Regions from separate parts of the Homo sapiens genome. Here regions 2 and 3 are each linked to region 1. Evidence: chromatin contacts called from ENCODE Hi-C or POLR2A ChIA-PET data. All regions are on one chromosome and are shown on one strand. The core of a region is the stretch at or near the end of the contact, and the rest is flanking DNA. Distances in the headings are between cores, read along the strand shown.

Evidence for each region. Hi-C counts contacts between places; a loop is a spot of excess contacts on that map. ChIA-PET counts read pairs that join two places held with the same protein, here RNA polymerase II (POLR2A). Pooled maps may share reads with other maps.
Region 2: a pooled map shows a loop between it and region 1 (4-fold over the local background). The contact joins the enhancer-like site here to the promoter of HACD3 in region 1. A Hi-C loop is called at or near these places in 6 of 50 pooled maps. POLR2A ChIA-PET finds 5 or more read pairs at or near these places in 3 of 52 experiments (Panc1, WTC11 and activated T-cell).
Region 3: a map of CD8-positive, alpha-beta T cell shows a loop between it and region 1 (8-fold over the local background). The contact joins the enhancer-like site here to the promoter of HACD3 in region 1. A Hi-C loop is called at or near these places in 1 of 168 maps with a recorded cell type or tissue (CD8-positive, alpha-beta T cell), 1 of 37 single-sample maps with no recorded cell type and 9 of 50 pooled maps. POLR2A ChIA-PET finds 5 or more read pairs at or near these places in 19 of 52 experiments (A673, AG04450, B cell and 13 more).

The regions. Positions count from the first base shown.
Region 1 is chr15:65,529,078-65,531,777 of GRCh38, forward strand. It overlaps HACD3 (3-hydroxyacyl-CoA dehydratase 3), which reads left to right and starts at 1,386. Exons shown (of 11, transcript NM_016395.4): 1 at 1,386-1,641. The coding sequence starts at 1,555. RefSeq lists an enhancer at 1-210 and a silencer at 1,249-1,468.
Region 2 is chr15:65,383,953-65,386,652 of GRCh38, forward strand. IGDCC4 (immunoglobulin superfamily DCC subclass member 4) reads right to left here. Exons shown (of 20, transcript NM_020962.3): 17 at 2,599-2,700; 18 at 1,879-2,107; 19 at 1,002-1,163; 20 at 1-467. The coding sequence ends at 57. Among named protein-coding and RNA genes, the nearest start is that of IGDCC3, 7.3 kb to the left of the region's middle. RefSeq lists enhancers at 816-1,427, 1,302-1,351, 1,362-1,411, 1,432-1,551. Within about 2 kb of position 1,304, at least 17 of the 41 ENCODE cell types and tissues checked have a DNase peak (open chromatin) inside an H3K27ac peak, as active enhancers do.
Region 3 is chr15:65,299,250-65,301,949 of GRCh38, forward strand. No RefSeq gene overlaps it. Among named protein-coding and RNA genes, the nearest start is that of RNU5B-1, 4.1 kb to the right of the region's middle. RefSeq lists an enhancer at 1,942-2,457. Within about 2 kb of position 1,327, at least 3 of the 41 ENCODE cell types and tissues checked have a DNase peak (open chromatin) inside an H3K27ac peak, as active enhancers do; they include CD4-positive, alpha-beta T cell and CD8-positive, alpha-beta T cell, where a contact is called at or near this core.

The DNA.
Region 1 (2,700 bases), core at 136-2,635:
ATGGTTCCCACGGCCCTCAGTTCCTATCATCATAAACTCTTTGTGAGCTCAGCACATTCATTATATGAAAACTCTCTATATTTTATTCTGTCCACTCTTGAGCTAAATGTTTCCAGAGAGCTAGCAGAATTTGTTTTCAGCGTTAGATCCCTCTGCTAAACAAACGGGTGCTAATAGAATCACTTTGCTAAATAAATGGGAGCTAACAGGATTGAATATGAGTTCCATTTTTGTCCCAGAGTTCTAGTTTTCATATAAATATTTCTTCCCATTAAATTCTTCTCTGCAGAAGAACTTGGGGATGAAACCCGATACAGACAAGACAGCTTAAGTAAGACATAAATGAGTGTTGTCTCTAGTTTGAGTTTCCTATTTTTTTGAGACAGTCTCCTGCACTGTCCAATAGAATAGCCACCAAAAATATGGATATTTAAGTTTAAATTAGAAGTGAATAAAGTTGGCCGGGCGCGGTGTCTCACGCCTATAATCTCAGCACTTTGGGAGGCCAAGGCGGGCGGATCACCTGAGGTCGGGAGTTCGAGACCAGCCTGACCAACATGGAGAAACCTCGTCTCTACTAAAAATACAAAATTAGCCGGTGGCGCATGCCTGTAATCCCAGCTACTCGGGAGGCTGAGGCAGGAGAATCACTTGAACCCGGGAGACAGAGGTTGCGGTGAGCCGAGATCGCGCCATTGCACTCCAGCCTGGGCAACAAGAGAGAAACTCCGTCTCAAAACAAAACAACAACAACAACAAAAAAAAAACAGAAGTGAGTAAAATTGAAAATTCGGTTATTCAGTTCAAGTACTCAAAAGCCTCATGTGGCTAGTGGCTACCGTATTAAAGAGCGCAATGTGCAATATTTCCATCATCACCTACAGTTTTATTGGGCAGCGCTGCCCTGGTCTTTATTTTCCCTTGTTGGAACGCTCTTCCACGCTGCTCCCACACCATGTCCCCTATCACCATTATTATCCTCATTTCATCTGTAATTACTTGCATCTTTTAATAGGCTGGGAGTTCTAAGACAGAAGGGACTGTGTCTCACTTCTGTTGTTCCAGTGTTTAGCTTTGAAACCCAGGCACACAGTAGGTACTCAGTAAACAGAATGCGAAGGACCGTCCAGAGACACCAGTCCCAAACCCTTTTCCAGGCTGATCGGTCCCCCATAAGTCTCCAGCCTTTTTTATTTTAAAGCTTATTTTAAAGCATGTCCCTGAAGACGAGTGGGGAGAGCAGACCACCCGCTGATTCCAATTCCCTAGGCGGCCGCGGCGAGCTGCGGCGTCTCTGTGCCCCGGCCTGCCCCTATCCCGCCTGCGCCCCGCCCCCGCCCGGCTCGCGCCAAGGCCCGCTGCTGGCGCCGCCGCCATCCCGGCGCGTCACTGCGCAGGCGCGGCCCGCGAGCGTGGGGTATCTCGAGGTGCCGGGTTGCAGGCGCTCAGGAGCGCTAGGGTTTGAGGCCTGCTTTCTGCTCGCGCCAGCAGAGCACTACCTGAGGCAGCGAGGCGCAGCGAGCCTAGCCTCCCCGCGCCCTGGGCAGTGTGGCCATGGAGAATCAGGTGTTGACGCCGCATGTCTACTGGGCTCAGCGACACCGCGAGCTATATCTGCGCGTGGAGCTGAGTGACGTACAGGTAAAGGCCGGGTCGGGCGGCGGGAAGCGCGCGGGATCGCGGCTCCGGGTACCCGCCAGGACCCCTGCCCCCTTTGTCCGCGTGCGCGCCGGAGAGCCTGCAGTGCGCCAACAAGGTCGGCGACGCGGTGCGCTTACGGCGTGCTGGCGCTTTTCGAGGCTCATCTGCAGATCTCGGGCCGGGGGCACAACCCCCCGAGGGCTGCAGGAACCTTCGGGTCCCCAGAGAGCTCGGCCTGGGCCTCTCAGGCTACCCCGGGCCTCTTCTTTGTTCGCAGTCGGCGGCCTTCATGGAGCCCAGGCCCGGCCCTGGCTGCCTGGCCGTCGGGGTTCGAGTTGGCTGGGGCCCTTCGAGATGTGGGATGAGCTTGTTGGGTCAGGGGTGCGGTTGTGACAGCGGCTTGCTGGGCCGTAGCTGAATGCCTGCCGCTGGCCTGAGAGGTCCAGCCAGGCCCCTCGGACGTTACTGAGGCTGGGCGCTGCCGGAGGTGGGGGAGGGGGAGGGGTGGGGGGCCACACCCACCTCGCAACCGTTCAGTGATGGAAATCATTCTCATTACTTTTAATTTTAAAATTCACAAGAGCTGGAGGAAGTGATTTCCCCCTCTGTTCTGAAGGTTGTGAGCTCAGGTTTGCTGAGTTGCACAGAGAACTTAAAAAGTTCTTAAGTTACATTAAGCATTTCTGTTTGAGCTCCTTGGCCCTTAATGTAAGCAAGCTGAAGGCACGTAGTAGTGGAGACTCCAGGACCTGTGTATCCTCATGTCTCTGTCCAAACTAAAGATTCTGGGCTTTGAGAAACTGGAATTTTCATTCTGGAAGGTTCTTTCTTTCTTTCTTTCTTTTTTTTTCTTTTCTTTTTTTTGAGACGGTGTTTCGCTCTTGTCGCCCAGGCTGGAGTGCAATGGCGCGATCTCGGCTCACCGCAACCTCTGCCTCCCGGGTTCAAGGGATTCTCCTGCCTCAGCCTCCCGAGTAGCTGGGATTATAGACGCGTGCCACCATGCCCGGCTAATTTTTGTATTTTTAGTAGCGACAGGGTTTCACCATGTTGGCCAGG
Region 2 (2,700 bases), core at 54-2,553, 150 kb before region 1:
ATCGCATCCTATGTGATCCATACCTGCCTGCCCCAAACCACATCCTCTGGGAAGAGCTAGGCAGAGGAGGAGACCGGGGATCTGGGCAGGCCTGGGCTGGCTCCTAGAGGGCAGGGGGATTTGAGCTGGCAGCTATCTCCAGGGGTCTCCTCTAGCACCTCGCCTGGCTGGAGGTCCGGGTAGGAGCAGGAAGCACTGGCTGCCTCTGGCAAGCAGGTAAGTCTGTCTGGCCCGGGGGCTGCCAGCTCACACCCTCCCAACTCCCTGTCCAGCCAGGCTGCCCCCTGCCCTGGATCCCCAACACCCGAGATGAGATCAGGAGCCTCTGGAGGCAGGGGGTCCTCAGGCTCCAGGTCTTGGAGATGGAGGTCAGGGTTCCCGTTAGATGCACTAAAGTCAGAGTGGACAATGACTTCAGCCTCCACCTGGTTCCTGCAGGCTGGGGGTGACTTCTTCCTCCCATTGCCCTGATCAGAGCAGAGAACACAAAGACAAAGTGACCATTACTGAGAGTAATCATCAGAATGACCAGCGTACGTGGGGCAGAAAGTCTGACCCTCCATCAGAGTAAGTATCACATGGGAGTCGGTGAAGGATACACAGGAACTGTTCGAACCTATACAAAGGCAGGGAATGATGGAATACTTCCCATTTGCCCTCATCCAGGAGTTTCAGGAGTACCAGACTCAGTCAGGGCCTCTGGGGACAGGAGGAAGGGCTGAGCGTACTCAGGCCAGCCACACCCTCAGATCCACGGAACTGCTGTGGCCCACTTAGGTCTGGGTAGAGGAGGGGCTGTTTTCAACCCAGGTTGAAACAGGTTCCTGCAAACTGGCCTGCCCTCCACCTACTCAACCTTTGGAGGCTCCAGGGGTCTCCTGGCTAGACTTCTATCCCCAGGAAAGTTACCACCCAGGGGTCTCCAGAGAACTCATTACTTCCTCTTCACAAGCACAGAGACCCTTTCCTCCTTTCCTGCCCCTTCCTTCCAGGACGCTGACCTTTATGGCGTCGTACACCAGAGCCTGCAGCAACAGCGTCTGCCCAGTTCCAGCAGGGGGCAGCAGGGCCCGGGTCAGAGCCGGCCGGGGGCCTGCCTGGGGCAGCTCACAGCCTGCCCAGGAACCAGCCCAGCTCAGCCCGCTTGGTTGAGCCCAGGAGATCTGCACGGGGGAAAGAAGGGGACAGTAAGGGGCACGACCAGGATTGGCTGGGAGAGGGAAGCCCGGGGGAGGGAATTGGGATGGGCCGCGGGGGAGCAGGGTCCAGACTGTCACCCGCTGCTCTCTCCCTCTCCAAGGCTCTGGGGAGGAGCATCGAAAGGGCTCAGAGTCAGCGGGGTAATCTGAGGATGAGTCCTCCTGCAGAGGAGCGGAACACCAGACGCTCTGCAAAGCCCGCGGTGTCCGAGCCAGGCGGGGAGAGGGTGAGGGAGGACGGGTCGGAGTTGGGTGGGATGTGCCGCCCCTGCCAGCATGAAAGGGACCAGCCCAGCGAAGGCCTCACCTTATCCTGGTCCCAGTCCCACTTGGCCACAGCCAAGCCGACTGGCCTCTTCTCCCCACACGGGGATGTCTGGGTCTCAGAGGTCTCCCCAGCTCCAGGGATGAGGAGGGAGCTGGGTGTTCTGGCTACCCTGGGTCACCTGCTGGGAGGCCCTTTCCTTCGTGAGAACCAAGCTGACCTATTCCGCCGGGATATGGAGGCCCATGTGCTTCCCTGACAGCCAACCATTCCGTGGAGGAGGGAGAGAGGCCCTAGCGTCCGCAGCCGGCTCCGAAGAGGAGGTAGAGCCATGCTCGCATAGCCACGCGTTGTGCTCTGTCGCCCCCTGGTGTCCTATTTAGAAAAGAGCCGCAATGTGGGGCTCTGACTTACCTTTCTTTTGGAGTGACTCCGGCCTTCAGAAACACCGCCACCCATAAGGCTGTGCACTTCAGCCCTGTCCTCCACGTCTGAGGGTGGCGGGGACCAGTCCTGGGGATGGGGGTGCACAAGGGACTCCAATTCATGGGCAGCTGGGGGGCTGGGGGGGCCAAGCCGAGCTCTGGAGTACAGCGCGGGATTCCCGGGGGTGGCGGTGGAGGACAGGCCTGGGAGGGATTCCCTGGAAGGGAAGACGGAAAACAAGGCATAGCGGTCAGAGTAAGGGGTCAGGCGGGGCTGGGATCTGGTCCAGCCTATGTCTCTGGGGAGGTTCCTGCCCATCTCTGGGATTTGCTTTCCTGGTCTGTGCAATGAGTAAGAAAAACTGCTATTGTTCAAAACAGCCTGATGCTGTAAACAGGGCTCTTCTTCCCTTGGCTGCAGGCATCTGGAGATTTGGGGCCCCTCTTTCCAAGATGCTGGCAGCTACAGAGGAAGTGGGAGTGAGGCAGTTCTGTTGGCCTTGCTGAGGAGGGTAGGCTGGGGCTCCCCTAAGTCCACTCCCCATTCTCAGGAGGACATCATCCCTGATTCCTTCATCCCAGAGTCCTGACTTTAACGGGGCTCCTGGGAGTGCCAAGGGCAAGTCATGGCCACTTTCCCTGATGGCCCATTCTGCAGCCCTTCCTGGAAGTCTCCCTTCCCTGAAGTCAGACTGGCTCCCCTGCTCACCTGTGGGGGCTGCGGCGCAGGCCAGCACACATGCAGGCCAGGAGGCAGAGGAGGCCCAGGCAGACACCCACGATGATGCCCGTGACTGAGTGCATGTCCAGC
Region 3 (2,700 bases), core at 77-2,576, 230 kb before region 1:
AAGGAGTGAAAAAAGAAAAAATTATTATTCTCAGTCCATATGATTATCTTCATAGAAGATCCAAAAGGATTTAGAAGTATACTGTTCAATATGGCAACCACTGGCCACATGTGGCTATTGAGCATTTGAAATGTGGCCAGTCTCAATTGAGATGTACTTAAGTATAAAATACACACTGGATTATTATATTTTTGAGACGAAAGTCTCTGCACCCAGGCTGGAGTGCAGTAGCACGATCTTCGCTCACTGCAACCTCTGCCTCCCGGGTTCAAGCGATTCTCCTGCTTCAGCCTCCAGAGTAGCTGGGACTACAGGCACATGCCACTGCGTCCCGCCAATTTTTGTATTTTTAGTAGAGAAAGGGTTTCACCATGTTGGCCAAGCTGGTCTTGAACTCCTGACCTCAGGTGATCCCCCCAACCTCAACCTCCCAAAGCGCTGGTATTACAACAGGCGTGACCCACCGCGCCCAGCCAGTTATTTCCTAAATTAAATTAGCACGAATTGTTGCTGGAAATTGAGGTGCAAGCCACATCATAAATAACGGATCAACGTGAGTCCAAGCTTCGGATTCACAAATTGTAGAAACTCCATGACCCTCTGTGGAGACTCACAGAGCTACAAACAAGTTAACTCTCCTTTCAGTTCTCTCAACAGTGAAAGCTATCCAGGACCCTTCCAGAGTGAAGCACAGTACAGGCCAACAAATAAATGTCTCCTAAAGCCCAGGAAAAGGGAAACACTCTCTCCCAAGGCTCAATACGGGGGGAGGTCAGTACTCAGAGAACCCACCCCTTAACCCCTTGCTAGGTCCTATGAGACGTAGCTATTATCATATGGTGAGAACTTTGCATCTCAATGGGTTTCTAACTTCCCCTTACATTGTGAACTACAGCAAGCATGCAAGACTATCAAAACAGACGTAACGCTGGCTGGCGCAGTGGCACACCTTTAATCCCAATGTGTCCAGAATTGGTGGGTTTTTGGTCTCACTAACTTCAAGAACGAAGCCGCAGACTCTCGTGGTGAATCTCAGGGTTCTTAAAGGCGGCGTATCCAGAGCTTGTTCCTTCTGACCTTCAGATGCATTCGGAGTTTCTTCCTTCTGGTGGGTTCGTGGTCTTGCTGGCTCAGGAATGAAACTACAGACCTTCACGGTGAGCATTACAACTCTTTAAAGCAGCACATCTGGAGTTGTTCCTTCTTCCCAGTTGGTTTCCGGCCTCACTGGCTTCAAGAGCGAAACTACACACTTTCAGGGTGAGTGTTACAGCTCATAGGCCAGACCCACGCACGGAGCAGTAGCAGCAGCAATAGCAAGTTACTGCAAACAGCAAAAGAAAAAAAGCCACCTCGGTATCAAAGAAAACACCCCACCTGCCTGCCGCAGCAGGAGCGGGCAGCCTGCTTTTATGCTCTTATCTGGCCCCACCCACATCCTGCTGATTGGTCCATTTTACAGAGAGCCGATTGGTCTGTTTTACAGAGAGCTGATTGGTCCGTTTTGACAGGGTGCTGATTGGTGTGTTTACAATCCCTGAGCTAGACACAAAAGTTTTCGTCCCCACTATATTAGCTAGATACAGAGTGTCCATTGGTGTATTTACAAACCCTGAGCTAGACACAGAGTGCTGATTGGTGCATTTACAAACCTTGAGCTAGATACAGAGTGCTGATTGGTGTATTTACAATCCCTTAGCTAGACATAAAGATTCTCCAAGTCCCCACCACACTCCGGAACCCAGCTGGCTTCGTCCAGTGGATCCTCCACTGGGGCCGCAGGTGGAGCTGCCTGCCAGTCCTGAGCCGTGTGCCGGCACTCCTCAGCCCTTGGGCGGTCCATGGGACTGGGCGCGGTGGAACAGGGGGCGGCACTTGTCCGTGGAGGCTCCGGCCGCGCAGAAGCCCATGGCGGGTGGGCAGGGTAGGCTCAGGCATTGCAGGCTGCAGGTCCCGAGCCCTGCCCTGCAGGGAGGCAGCTAAGGCCCGGCAAGAAATCCAGCACAGCGCCGGTGGGCCGGCACTGCTGGGGGACCTGGCGCATCCTCCGCAGCTGCTGGCCCAGGTGCTAAGCCCCTTACTGTCTGGGGTCGGCGGAGCCGGCCGGCCGGCCGCTCGGACTGCGGGCCGCCAAGGCCACGCCCACCCGGAACTCTAGCTGGCCCGCAAGCCCCGTGCGCAGCCCCGGTTCCTGCGGTGTCTCTCCCTCCACACCTCCCCGCAGGCTGAGGGAGCCGGCTCCGGCCTCGGCCATCCCAGGAAGGGGCTCCCACAGTGCAGCGGCGGGCTGAAGGGCTCCTCAAGCGCGGCCAGAGTGGGCGCTGAGGCCAAGGAGGCACCGAGAGCGAGCGAGGGCTACGAGGGCTGCCAGCGCGCTGTCACCTCTCACCAACACTTTCAGAGGCAGGGGTGGGAGAATCCCCTGAGCCCACGAATTCGAGACCAGCATGGGCAACATGTCTGTCAACATAGGGAGACCCCCATCTCTACAAAAAATTAAAAAATAAAATTAGCCCAATGTGGTGGCTTGCAGACTATAGTCCCAGATACTCGGGTGACTGAGGCAGGAGGTGCTTAATCCCAGCAGTTTGAGGCTGCAGTGAGCTATGATTGCAGCCCTGCACTCCAGCCTGGGTGACAGAACGTGTATCAAAACAAAAACAAATAGGAATGGCTACAGTAACCTTCCAGCAGTCAAGA